Linked DNA regions of Mus musculus: regions 2 and 3 are each linked to region 1. The links are chromatin loops, found by intact Hi-C in ENCODE. Cell type or tissue: heart. All regions are shown on one strand.

Region 1 (8,000 bases):
TGTCAAAATAAGAAACATAAGCAGGTAATAAAAATGTAGAAAGTGCTGGGTATCCTTAGTTGTTGCAGGATATTTGATCACACTGTGAACCCTGAGATCGTGTTATTTCCTGAAAAAACCTGTTTCTAGTTGTGGGATGGTTCAGCCACTAGCACGAACCTTTAATCCCTCTGGCTGGGATACACACATGTCCTTAGTACTCACTTTTCATTCCAAACAATGAAGGTAAAGTTAGTTTGTAGAGGAAAGCAGCCATGTTTGAAAGTGATGTCTAATTGAGTGGCAGACAAACTGATGAATCAGAGAAAGATTTGACAGAACAGAATATACCCAATGTTCATGAGAGGAGAGAAAAGAGAGGCCGCTTAAGAGAGCATAGTCCAGAGAGAGGGGGAGAGAAGGAGGCAGTTTTCCTGAGAGAGTTGTTCAGAGACAGGTTGGAGAGAGAACAAGATAGACACAGGTGAAGACAGAGCAGCCCAGAGAAAGAACCAGGAGATTAGAGCAGATTGTGAGAGTTACTTTGAGGCCAAGAGAAGCCAAATTGAACCAATCAGTGTGGACAGCAGTTTGAGCCAGCACAGCTGAGTTGAAACAGCCAGCAAGAGATCAAAAAAGAACTAGGAAGGGGTGAGTTTATTCAGCAGCAAGTCTCAGAGGCTAAAAACATTCTGAGCCTAGATTAGACTCTACAGAGGCAAGCAGGCCTAGGTTACCAAATGGAGTTATTAAGCTTGGGAGATGACAATTACTACAGGAAAAGAAAAGTTACATCTACACGTAGCCATGAAATAATTGCTAATTAAAAATTGTAACGTGCAAACTAGAATGGCCATCTCCAGAAAACAAGTGCAGGTAAGGATGCAGGGAAAAGGGAATCCTCGCACACTGCTGGGGGAAGTGTGTCTTAGGCTTCCATTGCTGTGAAGAGACACCATGACCAAGGCAACTCTTCTAAAGAAAACATTTGGTTCAGGCCGGTTTACAGTTTCGGAGGTTCAGTCTGTTATGATCATGGTGAGAAGCATGGCAGTGAGCAGGTGTGATGTTGGAGAAGGAGCTGAGAGTTCTACGACTTGATCTACAGGCAGCAAAGAGAAGATGGTCTACTACGCTGGGCATACCTTAAACACATAAGATCTCAAAGCCCATCCCCACAGCAACACACTTCCTCCAACAAGGCCACACCTACTCCAACAGGGAGGCACACCTCCTAATAGTGCCTCTCCCTTTTGTCCAAGCATTCACATACATGAGTCTATAGGGGCCATAGCTATTAAAAGCACTAGAGAGTGTAAATTGATGTAGGTACTACAGAGCTGCCACACACAGCCTAGCTCTGCTGCTGCTGAACATATACCTGAAGGCTCCAACCCAACATGGCAGGGACCCTTGCACATCCATGTTTATTGCTGCTGAACTCACAATAGCTGAGAAACGGGCCAACTAGGTGTCCATCAAAAGATGAATGGGTAAAGAATGTGGGACGGTTACATTGTATTTGGTTACAAAGAACATGAAATGAGATTTGCAGGAAAATGAGTCCAATTTGGAGTCATTATGTTACACAAAGTAAGCCAGACCCAGAAAGACAAATGCTGGATGTTTCTCTCATATAGGTAAACATCCTCTCCCCCCCCTTCCCCTCCCTCTTCCCCTTTTCCCCTCCCCCTCCCTCTCTCCCCTCCCCCACTTTCTCTCTCTTTCCCCCTTCCCCCCTTTCCCCTTCCCCTCTCCCTCACTCCCCCTCCCCCTCTCTGTGTAGAAAAGGGGGGGGGGTGAACAGGAGAGGAAGAAATCTTAAGTGGGACAGAGAAATGAAATCCATATTACATGAAAGCAGAGAGTATTTGTAGAGAAACAGAAAGCGAGGAGTGAGGGGATGAGGGAAGACAGCTAGAGAGAGACAGATAACGACAAAAGAAAAATAACACCTAGGTATAAAAACTCCATAAACAAATGTGTATCTTTGTGTGTTAACTTTAAAAAATAAAAAAAAAATCAAAGTAAAAGAAATAAACTTTCAAATCATGGTGTAGATGCTTATGATAAAAATGGTAACATTGACTTTGGCAACACAGAGTTAAATGACCGACCATAGTCTTAAAAGAAGACTCAATTTACTGTTACAATGATATAAACTTTCTCCCAAAGAAATCTCTTTCTCACTAACTAAATACCAATTTTAACCATGAACTAATTGCTATTTTTAAAAGGTGTAATCATGTCATGTTCGTGTATTTAGTAACAGGAAACATCTCAAAAATCTATTGAGTGATTTAATGAAATTATGAAGCATAAGCAACATTTTGTTAAAAGTTAAATTATGCACATCCAATTGATTGTCTCTGGGTGATGGAACTGGGGAATAATTTTTAAAACCTCAATTGTATTTCCTAAAATTTCCTACAATAAACATGTAATTATATTAAATAGAAGAAAAGCCAATCAACATTTTTCTTTTTAAAAAACCGACATATTCTTTTGCCACATGTCTCCAGATCTGGCTAGAATTCTCTTGTTCTCACTACTGTGACATTGCAGATAGAAGGCCCCGCAGATATTCATCGTTGTCTAGTCCAGCCATGTGAGCTCTTCATAAGAAGCTATCGGTTGTCAGGACATCCTTCATACAAAAACACTCATACACAGCCGGCGCTCAGGCTCAGAAAGATGGAGCCGAGACTGAGGAAAAGGCCAACCAATGACTGGCCCAACCTGAGCCCCATCCCACAGGAGAGAGCCAACCCCTGACACTATGAATGATACTCAGCTATGCTTGCAGTCAAGATCCTAGCATAACTGTCTCCTGAGAGGTTTCATCCAACAGTGAATGGAAACAGATGCAGAGACCCACAGCCAAACATCAGGCAAAGTTGGGGGAGTCTTGTAGAAGAGTTCAGGGAAGGACTGAGAGACCGGAGGGGTCAAGGATACCACAAGAAGACCTACAGGGTCAACTAACCTCACTCAGCCCGTGGGATCTCACAGGGACTGAACCACCAACCAAAGAGCATGCGGGGGCTGGAGCTAAGCCCCCTACACGTTTAAAGCAGATGCAGCTTGGTCTTCATGTGGGTCCCCTAAAAGTTCAGGGTGGGGGCTGGGAATCTCTGACTCTGTTGCTGCCATTGGATCACCTTCCCCTAGCTGGTCTGCCTTGCTGGACCTCAATGGGAGAAGGACTTGATGTCCCAGGGAGGGGTGGTACCTAAAGGGGGGGGTTCTCCTTCTCCTTAGAGAAGAGGGGAGGGTAGTGGGGTGAGGGGTGTGTGAGGGTGTGTCTGGGAGGAGAGAAGGGAGGGGAACTGCGATCGGGATGTAAAATAAATGAGTAAATTAATTAATGAAAAAAAAAAAGATTTCTTGACTAAACTGAGAAAGTAAAAAAAAAAAAAAAAAAAAAAAAAGTAACTCCTTCTTCTGCCACTAGAGAGCACCATTTTGCCACTAAGACAGCGCCAGGAGCTTGACGCAAAGGAAAAAAAAAAAAAAAAAGCTTTTTCTTTTTTCCGTTTTCAACAGAAAAAGCTTCCACAAAGATTATCAAGTCGTCTCGAAGGGGAAATGAATGTAAACCCTTCCCAACAATAAAATGTCGATTCCAAGATGAGATAGCTTCTCTTTATCTTAGCTCTGGACACTATGTACTTTGTACCTGTGACATCCTTTTCCGCCAGATCCTTAAAAAGCAGTTTTACAGAGTCTCAAATTAGATCCTGTGTTTTGCTACCGCACGAAAGCAACTCTGTGTCTAAAGCGCATTTCTCGTTCATTCACCAGTCAGCTTGAATCCCTAGAAGTGTAAAAACACTTGCTACGTTGAATTAAAAGGTTAAGGTTCCCTTTCAAATCATGTGCCTCTCCCAAGAAAATCCAACACGGCAGAGTTCCAGATTTACAAAACACAAAAAATGATGTGATGGTTATAAAAACCTTCTTGTGATTTTATTGATGGTTTCAACACGAGTCGCAATGGAATGTTCTTCTGATTCACTTAAAACATGGTCCCCTGTTTTAAGAGTTAAAACGGCAGCCTGTTTCACAGGGATGCATGCGATTTGAAGACTGATCAGCCCTTGCTGATGACAGGAGACAGACAGACAAGTCCACTCACAGGAGAAGCAATTGCTTTAGAAAAAGATGTAAGCGGAACTGTCTGATACCTAAAACAGGAGTCTCGTAGATGTGGCTCTGCTATTATAAAAGCTGGGACCCATGGAGTCTAGAAACAACCAGTAAGTCTCCATCACTAGCCTGCCCCACCCCAATAGCTACCAAGTCCAAATTCCCACTCCCCAACTTACTGATCTTTCTGACTTGATCAGTGCCCAACTCCTCCAGGCTTCCTGTTCCCTATCTGAAACAATGAGACTTCTTTTTTGTTTTGTTTTGTTTTTTTGTTTGTTTGTTTATTCGAGACAGGGTTTCTCTGTGTAGGTACTGGAACTCACTCTGTAGACCAGGCTGGCCTCGAACTCAGAAATCTGCCTGCCTCTGCCTCCCAGTGCTGAGATTAAAGGCTTGCGCCACCACTCCAGGCTACAATGAGACCTCTTGCATAGGAATCTGGAGAGGGTTAAAGAAGACCTGATACAAAGAACATTAAGTGAATGCTACATTGTAAACACTCAAAATAGTCACTGTTACTCAGAATCTTACTGCACAGATGACGTAGGAAATGCCTAAGACATCATGCTGGCAGCGGGTGAGCACTAGGTGTGGGCTGTTATTATCTTGTGAGAGAAAGGCACTGCATGCTCACGGAGTGTTTGATCCCCTTGAAAGATGTGTCATCCTCACGCAAATGTGACATGAGACATCCCACTCTTGGGAAATGTGCAGGTTCCTGGACTCTGATTCCAGCACCAGGCAAGGCTCCTTCTGCTAGTAACGCAGCATTTTACAGAAATACCTGCCAAGAGGAATATAAGGGGCAGCTGATTTGGGTATATAACCTGTAGTTTAGGACACAAAATAAGCTCACGTCTCCACTAATGTTCGATTTGGAGAAACCATCCTTGACCACATCCAGTTTCTTAGCCACAAACTGTGATTTTCAAGTGTGCTTTCCCTGTGCTTTTCTTCTCTGTCTCACCTTTATTAGCTATATTAGCTGGGATAAGGAGTTTCCTGATGGTGCTCCATCCATGAGCTAATGGATTCTGATCACAGTCACCTTTATCCACGTCTCTTCCTTCTCCCCCTCACTCCTACTGAACCCCATCTTCCCACCTACTCCTCCTGCCACTTTCTCACATTTTTAAAAATTTTTTGATGGCTTATTTATGTTTACTTAATTGGACCACATGGGAGAGGTTATCCTCAGGGGCACGGCCCCTCACCAGTGGCTATACCCCTGAAGGAAATGCCTCTTCCCTGTCAATCATTTACTGTGGATAAATCCCTCCCCCTTCTACTGATTACACGGTGTAGATGGGGACTCCAATCTTGTACTGGCAATCCCAGCTGCCCTGAGTTCAAGAAGGCAACATCCCTGCCCCACTCAGAAGTCAGCAAGGCACTCCTCATCTCCCTTCCACAGGCCCCTGAATATTCTAATGGAAATAGGATTGTTGGATTCAATCAGCAAGCACTTATTGAGCACCTGCTGTGTGCCAGGTGCAGTTCAAAGCAATGCAGAGAAAGGAGGAGAGCAAGCTGGCCCTGGCCCCGTCTCTGCTGACCTTATCTGGGTCCTAATAAGGGAGATAAACAACGATTAAGATCGGGGCACTAAGGAAAAAAATACAAATTTGAGTGACAGTCCGTGGGGAGCTAGGGGTAGAGGGCTATGGTTTTGATGGAGGAGACAGGGCTGTCAGGCATGAAAGGAGGTAAGGGTGACAGCTATTGGCACAAGAGTCAGTTAACCTTGTTTGTGGCTGAGCCCTAGCAATGCGCTGGGAAAGCAAGAATCCCAAGTGTTCCTCGCCTGAGTCTTTCCTCTCAGTGTTTTCTTGTATCTCTCTTCTGCTGGACTCATGAACATCCAAAGACAGGACCACCCGGCCCACAGACATCCTCTTAATCAGGGAAGGCTACAGCCCAGAATTTCCCTGCTGCCCCTCCCTCCGATGAGACCCCTGTCCCACTTCCCAGGGCCTCCAGACATGGAGACCGAAGCTCCCCCTTTGCAACCTCTTTGCCTCCACCTCATATCTCTGAGGTTAGCCCGGTGATCACAGAACCTTTCCCTTCTCCATTTCAACAGAGTTAGCCATGTCTACTGTGACAGGCAAAACGGGCTTTGTGACCCCAGTAGATGACCCTTGAACAGTCCAGTCTGGCTGTGTTCCATGGAGCCTGGGGTCTCTCACCCCAGCCTTGGTCTCCTGATACCAAGAATTCTCTGATCTAGAGTTTGATGAGAAGAATCACTTATAGTTTGTGAGATAAATAGGTTTCTGCCACCTAGTTTTGTTGCTATTTTACCATCAATTGCAATTTCTTTTAAAAAAGGTTTCTTTAAAGTTCTTAGCTGTGGGCCATGTTTACGAATGCCTTGGGCCATAGTCTGACCGCCCCCACTCCAATCCATTCGTTGATTCTTACATTAACATTTGCCAGTGGCTCTCTCCTGATTGACAAAGAAGTCTTTATTGGCTTAGTTATTTATTTAGTTTGGGTTTTTATGACAGGTCTCACTATGTAGCCCAATCTGGCCTTGGATTTGCAATCCTCCCGACTCAGCTCCCTGACCGCTGGGACTGAGGATGGGAGCCAACATGCCTGGGCTTGCTGGTTTATTTCTGGTGGTTAATTTAGCGTTTTCAGAATACAAGGATCTGCTGCATCAAATAGAGTATTACTGTTCTTGCAGCACATAGTAGGCCTTCAAATTGTTGCAAGGTGGAAAGCTGTATTCTTTTTCTCTAGAGCAGGCTCCACAGTTCTATAGGGGGAATCCCTTTCTGTGAGATTGTCTTGGACCTTTAGCCTTGGAGGGTGAGTGTCACCTGACAACTGAAAGGGACAATGCAGAACAGTTCTGCAGGAGGCACTAAGAGGCAGATGGAAGTCAGGGGGAGGGGCAGGTGGGTGGGAGAAGAGAAGGTGGGGCCTGACAGCATCTGAGCTAAGGAAGCCTGCAGGAGAACGAGCAGAGCCATGGGTTCTGGCGGCCACAGACAGAAGTCTGTTTAACGGTCCATTTTGCATTCCTAGAGCTGATGAAGTATGGAACCTCACAGAGCTCAGACCTTTACTTCGTCTCTTGGGCAGGACTGTGGCTAACTTCCAAGCATCTGGACTTATCAGAAGATAGGGAGCAGACGAGAGAATTGAAGGATATATTGAGAAAAGAGGCTTGGAAAAGCAGTGCTGGCCCCCATCTGGGCTGCTGCTCTGAAAGCATCCCTCTCCAGGGCCAGGGTCCAGGAAGACAACTGAGATTACTTCAACCCCATGGCCTAGGCTCATGAGATATTTTAACAGCCTGCTGTATACATGCCTGTTAGGTGACTCATAGATCCCGAAGCAGACTAGACCACAGCACACCAGGAAGAGGGTCTGTAGGCAGGCTGGAACAGATGTTCACCATAGCTGCTCTATCACACCAACTTGTGCTAGAGGGGGTGGGGGGAGGGGTGCACTCAGGAAGCCCCACTTAGGACAAAGGCTATGTGAGGAATGAACCCCCAGAAATCCTAGGGAAGCCACTGGAATTTCCTTAGGATGTGGGAAGAGGCTCAAATGAGTTTTTTCTTTTTTCTTTTTAAATTTAATTCTGTTCACTGATTTTTTTTTTTTAAGAAAAGCTTTCATGTATCCCATGTTGGTCTTGAACTCAGAATGTAGCTGAGGGATGACCTTAGATTCTGCTCCTCCTGCCTGTATTGAGATGACAACTGCCCCCAGTTTATGCAATGCTGGGGACTGGACTCCATTTTGCTGATTTACCTGCCTGCTGCCCATTGGGGTTCTATGCCAGTGGTGCCCAGCTGACATCCCCAGACCAGCAGCAACCACTTAGGAATGTGTTAAAAATCCCAACTTTA
Region 2 (8,000 bases), 450 kb after region 1:
CCTAACCACAAGGTAAAGGGGGAATGCTATACGGAACCAGAGGAGACCCAACCACAAATTAAATCCCTCAGAACAGTTTCCAGACCCCAAAAGTCCTCCACATCAAAACTCCGGACGTGGACGTCTTTGTCTGTTGAAGTCTGTTTATTTGTAGCAAAGTGAGTTCTGCAGCAGAGTTAATGAACTCCTAACACTGCTTCAGCACATAGCGCTTTGACTGCAAAATACACAGAATTTATGGTTTCAATCAGCCAGGCTTTAAACAAAAATTCCCATCAGAGCCGCCTGATTCTTCGCAGCACCTTTAAAGCAAGACACCTTTAAGCCGTTATGGAATGTCTGTGTTTGGACAAGATGTGAGTGTTCGCAGAAGCCGGGGGAAGGGAGTCCCAGCCGCCTCTCTACCATCTTGACAACTCTTTCTGTAAATGTAAAGTTATTCTGAAAGTGATTCTAAACTAGAAATTTTGTTTAAAAGTGAAGCCCTGCTGGGCATAGTTGCATATGTCTGTAATCTCACTAGCTAAAAGGCCAAGGGGGAGTTAGGGGATGTTCAAGGCCAGGCTGGTTCGGCGGGGGAGGGGAGTGCAGCTGGGGTGGAGGGTGAGGCAAGGGTGTGTTTGTGTGTAGAATATGAACACTACTGAAAATGGATACACACACAGATTAAGCATTTTAAGAAGTCTGAGTGGCTCATGGGCAGAGCATTTGCCTGGTACACACAAGTCCCTGGAGCTGATCCCCGGCACCACGGCATTAAATAAATAAAATTTACAGGGACAAGATGAGTCAGTTGATAAAAGTTCCTGCCACCTGAGTTTGGTTACTTGGCCCACATAGGAGAGAACCAATTCCCCAAATTCTGGTCTCTACATTTGCACCTACATTGACACATGCATATGAACGAACATACACATGCACTCGTGCACACATACACACATGAACACACATTTTTAAATTAAGATAATCATCTGTAATAATCACAGAATCACTTGGGGTGTTGTTGTTGTTGTTGTTGTTTTGGTTTTGTTCTTGTTTTTGAGATGGGGGTCTCATGTAGTCCAGGCTGACCCAAAACTTCTGATCCTGAGGATAGTTTTGAACTACTTTTCTTTTTTTTTAAAGACTTATTTATTATTATAAATCAGTACACTGTAACTGTCTTCAGATGTACCAGAAGAGAGTGTTGGGTCTCACTATGAGAGATCGTGAGCCAACTTGTGGTTGCTGGGATTTGAACTCAGGACCTTCAGAACTGCAGTCAGGGCTCTTAACACTGAGCCATCTTACCAGCCCCCAGCTTTGAACTACTAATCCACCTCCTGAGTTCTGGGATTACAAGCACATGCCACCAAGCCATCTTTTAAAACACTATTTTTAAAAATGAGACGTCGTTTTATTGTTGATGTTGTTTTTGCCAGTCAGATTATTGAAGTTGTTAGGTCTTGCTGGGGTTTTGTTGTTATTGGTGTTGTTTAGTTAGTTGATTTGGTTTGGCTTTCTGTTTCTTGAGGGGAAAAAAAAGTGATGTATTACTGAGTTGGTGGAAGATTAGAGAGATTCTCTGGGGAAGAGTATACCCTGCTACATTTGCTTGAGTGAGCCCTGGCAACTCAAACCTAGAATCATCTATATCTGTACTTTGATGCCTACCATGCTACTTTAGGAACTTATTCTAAGAAAATCATTATAGTGACACAAAGATTGATTTAGGATTTATATTCATCCAATGATGAAAAAGTGGGCTAACTTAGTGTGTTCTAAGTAATAGTTTGTTAAATAAAGCAAAATGAGTCCACACTAACCAGAGCCGTGTTGATCATTAAAAATGCTGTGGGGAGCCGGGCGTGGTGGCACACGCCTTTAATCCCAGCACTCGGGAGGCAGAGGCAGGCGGATTTCTGAGTTCGAGGCCAGCCTGGTCTACAGAGTGAGTTCCAGGACAGCCAGGGCTACACAGAGAAACCCTGTCTCGAAAAACCAAAAAAAAAAAAAAAAAAAAAAAAATGCTGTGGGTAGGGTTGGCAACAATATAGATCTGGGTTAGACCAAGTGATTGGCATGTCTGAAGTCCATAGTTCAGTCCCTAGCATGTGCTCACACACACACAAATGTAGAAAGGACTAAGATTGGATGAAGAACTGGCTCAGTGATTAAGAGTTCAGACTTCTCTTGCTGAGGACCCACATGCACATTCTGGGATGTTCGCAACAGGCCGTAACACCAACTACCGGGATCTGTCACCTCTGGCTTTTGACCGCACAACAGTATATCACATACCGACATATAGACAAACATAATTATAATTTTTTTAAAAAAATTAGATGTTTAAAGTACTGAGAATTTTAAAGACATAAAAAGAAGTTCACAGAACATTTTCAAACAGCTTATGAAACAAAATACATACACAAAACGATGAGTACATATCTATAAGAAATACACTGAGCGCAGTGGTGGCGCTCACTCGCCTTTAATCCCGGCACTCAGTGGCAGAGGCAGGTGGATCTGAGTGCCAGCGAGAAACAATGTCTGATGTACAACTCAAGTTCCAAGACAGCCAAGGCTACAAAGAAAAACCCTATCTCGGAAAAAAGCAAAACAAAACAAGAAGAAGAAGAAGAAGAAAAAGAAGAAGAAGAAGAAGAAGAAGAAGAAGAAGAAGAAGAAGAAGAAGAAGAAGAAGAAAGAAGGAGGAGGAGGAGGAGGAGGAGGAGGAGGAGGAGGAGGAGGAGGAGGAGAAGGAGAAGGAGAAGGAGAAGGAGAAGGAGAAGGAGAAGGAGAAGGAGAAGGAGAAGGAGAAGGAGAAGGAGAAGGAGAAGGAGAAGGAGAAGGAGAAGGAGAAGGAGAAGGAGAAGGAGAAGAAGAAGAAGAAGAAGAAGAAGAAGAAGAAGAAGAAGAAGAAGAAGAAGAAGAAGAAGAAATATGATAAATGATTCGGTGATTGCCAAAACTCCCCTGTGGTAGACAGTAACTTTAACTTTCTTCATTTTTGTTATAACTTAGGTAAAAAGAAAAGGGCCAAACCTACCAACGTAATGCTAGAAGCCAAAAGTTGCCACAAGTACTTTCCAGCCTGGCTTTCATTTTGACCTGTGAGCTCCTGGTTTGGGTTCTACCCAACCTTTGATGCACCTGGCGGCTCTCTGCTGCCCCCTTCTGCTGCTACCTACAGACAACCATTGTCATTCCCGAAAGGTCCAGACTTCCACCCTCTCACCTCTTCCCAAGAAAGCCTTTTGCCATCCTGTAGCAAAAGGTCCAGTAGGCAAGTATGTGTGTGACTATATATGTGTATATATGCATATATACATATATATATAATCAATTGGGAAGAAAGACTATGTTACCTCCACAAAATCCTTTTTTAATTGCAGCTCCTAAAGTCCTCAGAGCTCAGGAACTACTTGCTTTCAGTAGGAAGCAAGTAAGGTCCCCTATATGGCAGTGAGATCTGACTTCTTCCCCTTCTCTTTCTCCATCGGTTCTTTACCCACAAGACAGTCAGTGTCTAGACCAGCAGTATCCAGAGGACGCGTTCTACACCTCTGCTGTCCGTGTGCTGGGCACCAAACATTTGGAATATGAATACGATTGTTTTTTTTTTTTTTTTTTTTTTTTTTTGGCCAAGGGGCTCACTTTTTAGCCAAGGCTAGTGTGGAACCCACTGTGTAACCCGCACTGACCTCAAACTCATGACAATCTTCCTGCCCAACCTTCCAAATACTAGGATTACGGTCATGAATCACCATACTTGGCTACTTTTTGCAAAATTGCTCTTATTGTAACTTAAATGGCACTGGCTGGCCTGGAACTTGCTATGTACCCCAAACTGGCCTTGAATGAGCACTTGCTGTTCTTCCAGAGGACACGATTTCGGTTCCTAGCACCCATAATAGACAACTCAAAACCTTCTGTAACTGCAGCTCCAGGGAGAGTCTAGTGACTTCTTCTGGCCTCCACAAATACAATTACATATGTGTTTGCAATAGATGTCTATTGAGCATCACTAGTTCAGATGGAAAAAAGATGTCTAAATAAAGTCTGTCAGCATCAAACATAACAGTTTCCTGGAAGTGTGTAGAAAAGTCTAAAGCATAAACAAAAGAGTAAGATTACCTCTTATAACAAGATGAGGGCGTTACTTCCCAAGGGAATAAAATAAATAATAATGATGGTAGTGGTGATGCTGATGATAACATCTCCAATTTCAGCCTGTTTTGATTAATTAAAACATTGGGTGAATGTAGTAGCACATGCCTATGATTCTAACACTTCGGAGGCTGAGGCAGGAGGATTTCTATGACTTCAAGGCCAACATGGGCTACATATTTAAAACAAAAGTGAAGACACTGCAGAGGGAACTGAGGACTTTAGAATATCCTAAGATAACAGTTCGGTCTGTATGAAAACATGGTTGAGCTGGCAGAGGGTCAGTGGGGAAAGGCGCTTGCCAAGGGAAGCCTGAATGCAGTCCCCAGAGCCCACATTCTAAAGTCGGATGCAGAAGTTAGCCTGCGACGCGTGTCACCGAGCTTCCCTGAGGTGTTAGCCTGGAGGGCCTCTGCCTTCACCCAGGTGGAAGAACAGAACAATTGCCAAAAGTTGTCCTCCGACCTCCATAAGTCTGCCATCGCTTGTGCTCTCTCTCTCTCTCTCTCTCTCTCTCTCGCTCGCTCTCTCGCTCTCTCTCCACACACACACACTACAATTATAATAACAATAATATATAAAATACATAAACAAAAAGAAAACATTATTGTTGTAATTATTATTATTTAGGTGTATGAATGTTTTGCCTGTGTGTGCACCACCTCCGAGCCTTTGCCCTCAGAGCCCCAGGGTTGTGAGCTGACCTGCAGGTTCTAGGAATTAAACCTGTGTTCTCTGGAAGCCCATGGCTCTTAACTGCTGAGCCAACTCTCTGTGCCTATAGACCATTATTAAGTATAGTATTTTATTGTACTGAGGAAGATGTCTCATTGTTTTCCAATCTGTGAATCGATACACTAATGTATTTACTAGTTTATGGCATCTAATTTTTCACTGCTTCAAGGAATAGCCATTAAAGAAAGTTTAATGCCTGCTGTTTTAGAGAGCTCTTTTGCACTAGGCCCCAGCTGATCAGACCAGATTAAAATGGAGTCACTCACGTGAGAGATATCATGCAACCAAACTGAACTTGGAAATGGGCCGGTTCTCAAAAAATAAAACAGGACTTCCTCACAGCCAATGCAAAGAGCCAGCGTGGTAATTCTTGTAGGGGGAGTGATTGATGGTGACCAGTCCACCTTTGACTGACAGTGAAGTCACCGTCATCCACACTTCTCTGTGTTTCAGGGATGCTACCCTACCACAAATCCTAGCTCAACCTCCATTTGCTGAAAATTTGCTTCCTAACAACATCTTTCTGCATGTTTCTCATATTTAGCTGTTCTATACCCAAAATGCTTTTCTCACAATAGTCAAACATTACTGAAAATGTGTCATGCAAAAAGTTGTCTATTGTCCCCACCTCAATCTGTACTCCATGATAACTAGCAGTTGGATTTTTTTATATATTTATATTTTTCTATGTAATCTTTTTCTATATATATCAGCCAGTTTATTTTATATGTAGGTGTGGGTGTGAGAGAATATCCCCAAATCTGGGAAAATCTGAAATTTGAAATACTTCTGGTTCCAAACATTTTGGAAAAAGACATGCAACTTGCACAATGAAAGAGTAGACAACCATTGAAAACAGAGAGAAAAGATAATTATGAATAGAAACTACGTCGTAGATTTGTTCATGCAAAAAAAAGTCTATTACTGAATAATGTGTGCTAATTGTAACTCATATAAGAGAAATATATTATATATTTACAGTTATCCCTGGCCATCCCAATCTACTTATATTCAAATTGAGATAGCAAGAGTTTAGATAGTGGATTCAGATGGTGACGGATGATATATTTTCTCAACATGTTTTGTTCCAAATTAGATAGCAAATACCAAGAGATTCAATTAGGAAAAAGTATCCCAAAATATTTATCCAAAGTCAGGTGTGGTGGCACACACTTTCATCCCAGCCCTTGGGAAGCCGAAGCAGACAAGATATCTGTGAGTTGGATTCCAGCCTCCTCTGCACGGTGAGATCCTGTTTCAAAAAACCAAAAAAGCCAGATGGTTAGTGGTGCTTGCCTTTAATGCCAGTACTTGGGAGGCAGAGGCAGGCAAGAACTCTGTGAGCATGAGGCCAGTATGGTCTTCAGAGTGAGTCTAGCACAGCCAAGGCCACACAAAGAAACCCTGACTCAAAATAACAAAAAGAAAAAAAGAGAGGAAATGAAAAAAATCAAAACATTTATCTAAATCTATTTGGTTCCTGGTTTTGCACAACAAGAGGTCTAATTATTTCATTTTTTTAAAATTCATCCAGAAATAATATTCATGGAACCATTAAGAATCCTCTCAGGGGGCTCAATTTCGTTTTCCTTTAACAAAACTGTTATCTGAACATCTTACAATATGCACAGTGCTTCTAATCCAAGAACATAACATACTTTCAGAAGGCACATTCTGAGGACCTGGAACCTGCAGCACACGGAATACATTATGACTCTCCTTACTTGTGTTTGGTTTTGTATGTCTGAAAGGGTGTTTGTTTTGTTTTGTTTTGTTACAGTTTTTTAAACCAGAATATTTATGACTGATCATTGAAATCCACGAGATGAACTGGGCACAGCAACAGGCACCCTTGTGGCTTTACTGGCTGCTCCTTCACAGAGTCCATATCTGAATCTTCCATAGAGTTTTCTAGGAGCTTGGCTGGCCAGGTCATCAGGGTTAGTCTCTTTGACTCTTTTGAGTCTCGTTAGGCTCTCAGGTTTGCACGGCAGCCACACTTACCAAAGGCTGACTTCTGGAAGGGTTGGGCCTGAAAGCCACAGATGGTGGTGGCCATCTCTGATGACGTTCCCTCGTCATTTTGCTTCCAATGCCTAAGACAAATGGCTGGATTCTTTATAATGGAGATGCTGGTCCTGGATATAATCATTTTAACGATTCCAACATTGTCAACTTTATCATGGACAATGCTTTCCAGAGAGCTTGCTTCCCATATCTGCCCAAAACTACAGTATTTTTTTAAGAGAGAGAGAGAGAAAAAAAAAAAGAGGCCGGTATCAATCTAAAATTTAAAAAAAAAAACATTTCATTGATTTTCTTGTAAGTGGGAAGTTGAACATCTCTTTGATAAATTTATTGGTCACTTGAAATTTATCACTTGTGAGGATCCTATTAAATATTTGGACAGTTTCTCTGCTAAATTATTTGGCTTTTTCTTATTTTTAAAGTTCTTTATATATTATGTTTCAAAATTTTTATCTTTTTATTTTACTTGTTAAGTATTTGGGGGAGCATTGTTTTTTTGTTTTGTTTTGTTAGTTGATAGTGGTACATGCCTTTAATCCCAGTGCTCAGGAGACAGGCAGGCAGATCTCTGATTCAAGAGGCCAGCCTGGTCTACAGAGTGAGTTCCAGGACAGCCAGGATTGCGCAGTGAAACCCTGTCTGGGAAAAAAAAAAAAAAAAAAAAAAGAAAGAAAAAGAAAGGAACAAAATATCTACATATAATTTTGTTGGCGGAAGAGCAGTAAATCAAACTCAAGCATGTATGACAATGCATAAGGAAGCCTGTTACTTTGTAAGCTAGTTAAAATAATTCCTAGGGGCTGGAGAGGTGGCTCAGCAGTTAGGAGAAGTGACTGCTCTTCAGAAGACCTGTGACCTGGGTTCAATTCCCAGTACCTGCATGGCAGCTCACAGCTATCTATAACTCCAGTTCCAGGGGATCTGGTACCCTCACACAGATATATATACAGGCAAAACACCAATGCACATAAAATAAAAATAAATATTTTTTTAAAATAAATTAAATAATTTTCTTTCTTTTTTTTTCTATTTTATTTTTTGTGTATGGACATTTTGCCTACATGGATGTCTATATACCATGCTAATGC
Region 3 (8,000 bases), 52 kb before region 1:
GAGAATACATTTTCAAAGTCTGGTAAATACCAGAAGGCCGCTTTAAAGGGTCAAGAGGACAGACTACATATTAAAGCAAAGCGCGGGGGAAACGGAACAATAAAATATTTCGTAAAGCAAATGTCAGCCATTTCTGTGCAAGTAAGAAGACACTCACCAGGGTGGAGAGCTAGCCCCTCCCCCTCCCAGTCCCCACAGGCTGACCAGCTCAGCTACCACCAAAGCCCAGATCCAGGGCTCTGAGTTGGTGCACCCCAACATTTGCTTCATCAATGAACTGCTGAAGTGAGTGAAGGGGCTGGTCCTGCAGATCCAAGGCTGCAGTATCTCCGTGACCCAGGACAACCACAGGGTATCTGAGAGGAGGCTGTCCCAGTGAGGATCCAGTATTGATGGTGTAGGGGAAGCCAGAGGCCTGGGACCGCAGCAATGACTCTGCAATGAACATTTGTGAGCCAAGAAATGTGGACAAACATTGTGACATACTACAGCTTCCACAATGAGATTTTTATAAAATCTGTTAGGGGGAAAGTTACAAGTGTGTAGGGCGGGTACAAGAGGAAGGAGAGATGAGTGGGATTGGGGTGCCTGATGTGGCATTCACAAAGAACCAATAATAATAATAATAATAATAATAATAATAAAAGACACTCATGTCTCAAAGAAAAGTACAGGTTCACTGCAGAACAAATGTCAGCTGGAGATGTATTCAGGAGACAGAGGCAGAGTGATTGCAAACGGCTAAAATGGAGGAGATAGGAAAGTATAACAGGCTTGCAAAGCCACACGAAAGCAAGATATGGAGAATAAGATCAGAAAGCATTGGGAAACATGTTTCAAATGAAAAGCACATTTTTCATTTTGAGACAGGATCTCTCTGAATAGCCCAAGCTGTCCTGGAACTTGCTCTGTAAACCAAGCTGGTCTTAAACTCTCAGAGATCTACCTGAGTGCTGGCATTAAAGGTATTTGCCACCACCGCCCATCGAGTAGCAGAATTCTTGATGATGCCAAGGACCATGAGGCACAATGATGTCACACATCACAATGATGTCACACGTCACTGGCCCCATAACAGCACCTCTGTTTACTACAGAAAGTCATGGGTACATAAGGGCAAATACACAAGATCTCACTAAAACTGGAAGGTTGTTAGCACAACACAGGACACAGGTCAAATGGGAATAAATGAGATTACAGAAAATCTAATCATGATCATCAATGGACTGAAGACACAGCAAGGCAGACATATGCACACATACACCCTCATGGCCCACCCCGCCCCAATAGCATAGCCCTACCTCAAAAGCATGCTGGGTAATTAGTTCTCTTACACCTCAGAGCCTCCTGAAGACCACTGAGATGTCGTCATGGGCTGAATGTGAAACCCTCTAAATCTACGTGTGGAAGCCTGGTCCTCCAATCTGATGATATTTGGAGATAAAACTTCTAGTAGACACTTGTGTTTAGGTGAGGCCACGACTGTGGAAAGGACTGTCGTTGTAGGATTAGTGGCTATCTTAGGGTTTTACTGCTGTGAAGAGACATCATGACCAAGGCAAGTTTTATAAGGACAACATTTAATTGGGGCTGGCTTACAGGTTCAGAGGTTCAGTCCATTATCATCAAGGCAGGAACATGGCAGCATCCAGGCAGGCATGGTGCAGGAGGAGCTGAGAGTTCTACATCTCCATCTGAAGACTGCTAGCAGAATACTGACTTCCAAGCAGCTAGGATGAGTGTCTTAAATCCCATGCCCACAGTGACACGCCTACTCCAACAGGGCCACACCTTCTAATCCTGCCATTCCCCTGGGCCGTGCATATATAAACCAACACAGTGGCCTTATAAGAATAGACAACAAAGGATTTTTTTGTCTCCCTCCTGTCCCACCTTGATCCCTTCCCTTCTCTAATGTGTAGGATCTTAGCAGTCAAAATATCCAAGACCCAGGTTGCAGCCCAGTGGTAGATCCCTGGCTTCACGTGCTCAAGGCCCTGGGTTCAGTCCCCAGCACTGAACAGACAAACGTCAGCAGTGTGTGGTCTGAAGAACAGAGAAGGAAAATGTGAGAAGAACCTCAGAGGCACACAACTCCTCCACTCACGCCGGTGCCCTCAGGAGAGTGAGAGGAAAGGAGTGAGGACGAAAACCTTCAGAGGTGTTATGCAAAGAATTAATCTGCACACTAGTAAATGGCATGAATTCCAAGCAAGCTGATATCAAATGCCAGAGGCTGGGGTGTGGACAGCAAGGTAGCAAAGAAGGCTCCCCCCAGTATCTGTCCCCTTGAAAAACTCCCCTTGGATAACTCTGCTCAGGACACCTTGGCACACTTTAAGGAGGGATGAGGTGAGAGGGCCCGCATGGAGCACAGACACTTTTGAGGGGAGGATGGGCAGCTTCACATCCCCACCCCTCCCCCTCAGCGTGAGGGGGGAAGAGGTGGATGAGCACCCAGCCTGGCTAAGAACAAGGCCCAGCCAAGAACCCTGGAGGGAGAAGCGAACTCCATAAAACTTAACTAGCAAAAAGGAGATAAATCTAAATGTAACTATGAGATAGAAAGCACTAAGGTTATAAAGTTATAAGAGAAGCGGAACACTTCATTAGTGAGTGCCCCGTGGCCAGCAATGTTACCCTGGGGTTACAGACGCAAGGAAACAAACTCAGTATGTCAGAGCCATGCTTACATTCCTATGATCACGGCTGCTCCAAGCAGTCCAGTGCAGACTGAGCCTGGTCCCTGGCGGCTGAGTGACAGGGAGGCGTACAGTGGATTGCTGTGCAGCCCAAAGCGAAAGGGATCCTGTCATTTGTCACAAGCTTGACCTGGAGGACATGATGCCAAGGGAAATAACCTAGACACAGTATAAACCCCGCAGTGTGCTCATTGATATGCAGAATCTACACGAGATGAAATCAGAGAAGCGGAGTATAGGATGGGGGTTGCTAGGAGCTGCGGAGTTGCTGGGGACATGGGAGCTGTTGGTTAAAAGATAGGAAGAAAGTTCTGGAGAGCCAGCCAACAGCATGACTACTATAGTCAATACTCTACTGTACATCAGAAATTTGCTGATAGCAGATCTTAAATATTCTCACCACACCTGCACAGATGTTTACTGTGATGGTAGATGATATGCTGCTAACTTGCTGAGGTGGTCATGCTGTCTGGCCACAGCCAAATTAAATTAGAAGTCAATGGTAAGAGAAGTGGAGAAACCCCATACATTAGGAGAACTTGAATTATTAACTCATAGAGGAAACCAAGTAAAGGTGTATATTACAGAAACCCCCATTTGTGGAATTATATAACTCTAACTATAAAATTTAAAAATTAAGCCATGGAACCTGGCATGGTGGAGCATACCTTTATAATCCCAGCACTCGGGAGGCGGAGGCAGGTGGAGTTCTGAGTTTGAGGCCAGCTTGGTCTACAAAATGAGTTCCTGGACAGCCAGGGCTATACAGAGAAACCCTGTCTCAAAAAAAAAAAAAAAAAAAAAATTAAGCCATGGAAGACAGACTATAGATTGTGTAAAAATGTATGCTTGATAGATAGATAGATCTGAACTAATTAAAGATTTCAATCAGAACTGAATTTACAGAGTGTATGCAAATTAGTAAAAGATAATCCAAATTAAAATACTCAAGCTATTTGGGAAACACTTGATAACGAGGATGGGGCGGTCAGTAAATACCTGAGAAGGCACTCGGTCTCATTATTCATCAGGGAGTTATGAGAAAAAACCACAGACAGGATACCACTTCACACCCCTTCGGATGCTGTTAAAAATAAAATAACCAGTTCACTCATTAACCACTGAGTCAGGGTTGAAACTGAGACCACTTTGGAAAATGTTTCAATAATTACCTTCTATAGGATGGAGGAATTCCACAGCACATCCCCAAGAGAAATGGAAGTCCATCTTCCGAAAATTACTTAGGCACATATTTATATATATTTATTCATAATAAACAAAGTCTAGAAATAACGAAATGTTCATCAGGCAAATAAGGAAACAGTGATATACTACTCCCCAGGGAGGTGGACCGGATTGGAAAGTTAAAGCAGGTTCTTGTTGTGCACAGCACAAATTAGTTATATATGGGGACAGTAGTTAAGTTTTTGTTTTTTTTTCTTTTGGTTTTATTATTATTTTTTTTAATCTTCAGTAGTCTTTGATGCAGCTTATATGAAGATAATTGTTGTTCTGTTAACTGAATACCACTCTGTAATTGAAAAAAGAAAGGAAGGAAGGGGGAGAGAGAGAGAGAGAGAGAGAGAGAGAGAGAGAGAGAGAGAGAGAGAGACACGGATTGCTGGTGTATACCACAGCATAGATAAGTCTTCAAAGGACATATTAGTCAGTTATCCAGAAAGGTGGGAAGAGACGTTGTATACATACGAATAGTTATAGATAACAGATAGGTAACTGACAGGAGTTGGAGAAAAGATGGGTGGGTGAGTCGATGTGATGTAGCTGATGTGGGTACAGACATAAAGAGAAAGCCAGAATTGGCTCATATAATGGCGACCGAGATGATATGTTGCCATATCCTCTGGTGGCCACAAGATGGCGACGTAGAGCTGCTGGCTCTAACTCAGCCTGAATCCAAAGGCTTGGAAAGCTGGGTGGGGGTGGGTAGCGTTGGCGCTGTAAGCCCTGGAGATGGCAGACCCAGGGAAAGGAAGCAGAGGCTGGCCTAGCTGAGAAAAAGAGGCAGCCTACCTCTGCACTTTTGTCCTATGTAAGCCTCAGGCCTGGATGACATCCACTACAACGGTGAGGACAGATCCCACCTACAGATCAAACTCAGTCGACCAATTTGATACTAATCTCTTGTAGGAATATCCTCATAGGCCCAGAGATCTTGTTTATGCTTTGGCCTGCCTTAACATAGTCAACCTGGCCTGTGAAATTACTGCCGTGTACAAGATAAATCAAGAAATCGGTCACAAACAGGGCTCACCCTGTGTAAGTCCTTTCCTACGAAGTTCACATGTAGGTAAGCTAATCTCTGGTGATGAAAATCAGAACAACTTCCGTGTGTGGGGAGAATTTACTAGAAAGTAGCACAAAGAAATTTTGGAAGATGATGAAAATATGTTCTATGTTGATTTGAGAGCTGTTTCATAGGTTGACACATTTGTCAAAAGTTATCAGTGTGTGTGTATATATATATATATATATATATATATACATGTCTGCATACTTCTTTGCATAAGCTCATTAAATCGGAATTTTAGGGCAGAGCAGATGGCTCTGTGTGTGAAAAGGACTTTGGTGCACAAATGTGAGGACCCGAGCTTAGATTGAGAAAGTCCATGAAACACTGGTACCATAGCACATCTACCGCAGGTGTGCCTCCTTTAAGATGGGAAGTGGAGACAGGAGAATCCTGGGATGCTCCAGCCAGCTAGCCTGGTGGATGAAAGCTGAGAACAGCTGATACTGTCCTGACCTCTACCCGCCCAGTGTGACACAGACATCTCTCTCTCTCTCTCTCTCTTTCTCTCTCTCTTTCTCTCTCTCTCTGCCTGCCTGTCTGTCTCCCCCACCCCCACCCCACACACACATTTAGAAAAAGTGTTTTTAAAGTAATTTTTGGAATTGAATCTTAAATTCGATCACAAATATTATTACATTAATTCTTATTTCTATAATTCTTCTGCATGGTTATCAGTGAAGCCACATGTAACCAGGGGTATATGTACCCAGGTCTTCTAAAGCTTGAGTGTAATTTTAAAGGCTTATTGTGATCAATAGGACCTAATTCACAAATGTAAATTAGGTGAGAATATGATTTAAAATTATAAACATTATCATAATATTTTTGAAGAAGCTGACAAATATCACCAGCATTGCCCTTAAAAAAATTCTGGCTTAAGCCCTGTTTTTCCTGTGTTTTGGCCACATGACATTTGATCACTGGTTCATATAACAGCAACTTTATAGTGTTTTCTCCAGAAAGATAACTCACTCTTCTGGTATAGCTAGTACAATTTTCGTTGTTTTTGAGCCAAGAGTCTCACTGTGTGTAGCCCTGGCTGGCCTGGAACTCACTACAAAGACTAAGCTCGTGATTCCCCTGCCTCCGACTTCTGGATGCTCAGATCATAGGTGCACACCACCTCACCCAGCTGGAAAAAACTGTTTTATGATTCCTTGTTGGACTGCATAAGAGGAACAACTTTGCCCACAGGAACCGTTGTGAGCGTGCTATGGGCCCTGTAGAAATTCTTTCATGGGATTCCTATACAAGTGCACAGTAGTATTTACAATTGCGTGTGCTACATTATGGAGTCTGATAAAGGAGCCCTTTTATTTTGGTTAGATATGTCGCATCCTGAGCTTCCCATTGTCTTTGTCTAACAAGGTATGTCAGAGTTCCCTGTGGACCGGCATTTGCTGTTGGCATCTCTACCAACATCATTATGGTGCTGGGCACACACTCTTACCATAACATGACCACCAGTCCACACCTCTATGCCAGCGTGTGGGGTTGAGGTATGAATGGTGCCAGGATTATTGAAAGCTGTTCCTGCACCGGGCCCCCTTGCGGTAACAGTTCCACAGAAGTGATGGTAAGCAGATTCCTCCTGTTAACCCCAAACTACAAGAATCCCAAGCTCTGCCCCTCCGGCTCCCCCCCCCAACCAAACCCAAGTCATGCCCAACGCCACCTAACAGAACCCAGCCTCAGAAAGCTTATGACCAAGAGACATCTGATAAAGAGGTTCCGATAAATGTCACACTACTCCAAACTTTACAGCACTGTGACATTTTTTAAGACACATTTCTAGGTCTCTTCAAGGAGCCTGGGAAAGAGCTTGTGCATGTGGGTGGTCCTGAAGATGCCTTTCATTAAATGGGTTTCTGTCTCTAATCCTGTGCCACTTGTAGAGCAGACATGCCTCTCGTTCCAGTCATGCAGAAGCTGCAGCCTGCTCCTTTTTCTTAAAAACAAAACAAAAAACCCCAGAAATGTGTGTGTGTGTGTGTGTGTGTGTGCGTGTGTGTGAGAGAAGATACCTAGTTCTTTTAAAATTAAGAATGAGCAAGTCTTCTAACACATTCCAAACCTCAAATTTACCCCACAATTAATAATCCTGAGGATGCCAAAGAAAGAAAATCCCCATGCAGAAAGTGAAACAAGTTGTTCTGCAGAGACCCCTGCGGGAGACGGTGAGCTTACTTGAGACCAAAAGATTAGTGAGGAGAACAGAGTGTACGTACATGGAATTAGTCTGGGTACCACTGGGTACCATGACCAGATAAAGAAAATGTGCTGTGTAGACACAGTGGAGTTGCAAATCTTTACAACATTTTTGAGCATGTATATATGTGTGTGTCTGTGTGGGTTTGTGTATATGAGCGCAGGGTCTGCAGAAAGGGTGCCGGTCCCCTGGAGCTGGACTGACAGACAACTGTGAGCTACCTACCTGATGCGCAGTATGGGCTCCTAACCTTCGAGCCCCCTCTCCAGCTGTATGCATGCTTCAGTTAAAAATACCTTATTGCTAAAACTGCTAACCACCATCTAAGTTTTAATCATAATCTTTTGAGGGGTACTGATGTCTACTGACCAAACAGGGCACGGGGCACCAAAGGCTGGGGTAGTTGGGGCAATTTCATAAGTCAGCAGTGATAGTTGATGCATCAGTTGACTCTTCCTTTCACAAGAGATTTATCTGTAGCATGAGAGGCAGCTGAGTACCACTGTACTCACAGCAGAACATCTTCCAGATTCAAAATCAAGCTTCTCAAACTGCTGTTGCCATAGCAACTAATGTCACATTAACGTCACACTCCTAACCCAGCGCTGTGCCCAGCATCTCCTGGAGTAGACTCCATCTCTGCGGAAGCACTCTCTTGGCTCCGTCTGCATGTGACTTCTATGATGCGCGTGTTCAGTTACGTGACAAGGCTCCATTTCAGACTCTAGTCCTCACAATTCCACTCGATCTGCAGATCCTCATTCAAGTCTTTGAACCT

Evidence for each region. A loop is a pair of places that touch in the nucleus more often than their neighbours do. Peaks named below come from ENCODE experiments on the same cell type or tissue, not always from the same donor. Only the 100,000 strongest peaks of a DNase experiment are listed, where the experiment ranks them.
Region 2: it touches region 1 in a loop (6-fold over the local background); 25 of 42 quality-filtered maps call a loop at or near these places.
Region 3: it touches region 1 in a loop (8-fold over the local background); 7 of 42 quality-filtered maps call a loop at or near these places.

What each region holds. Positions count from the first base shown.
Region 1 is chr6:30,978,298-30,986,297 of GRCm38, reverse strand. No RefSeq gene overlaps it. Among named protein-coding and RNA genes, the nearest start is that of Klf14, 23 kb to the right of the region's middle. In heart, a CTCF peak has its summit at 3,444 (motif pointing right); no DNase peak of the experiment used is centred here; H3K4me3 peaks cover 310 bases; H3K27ac peaks cover 1,819 bases.
Region 2 is chr6:30,530,689-30,538,688 of GRCm38, reverse strand. No RefSeq gene overlaps it. Among named protein-coding and RNA genes, the nearest start is that of Cpa2, 7.0 kb to the left of the region's middle. In heart, a CTCF peak has its summit at 3,176 (motif pointing left); no DNase peak of the experiment used is centred here; H3K27ac peaks cover 2,330 bases.
Region 3 is chr6:31,029,804-31,037,803 of GRCm38, reverse strand. No RefSeq gene overlaps it. Among named protein-coding and RNA genes, the nearest start is that of Gm40359, 19 kb to the right of the region's middle. In heart, a CTCF peak has its summit at 4,572 (motif pointing right); no DNase peak of the experiment used is centred here; H3K27ac peaks cover 485 bases.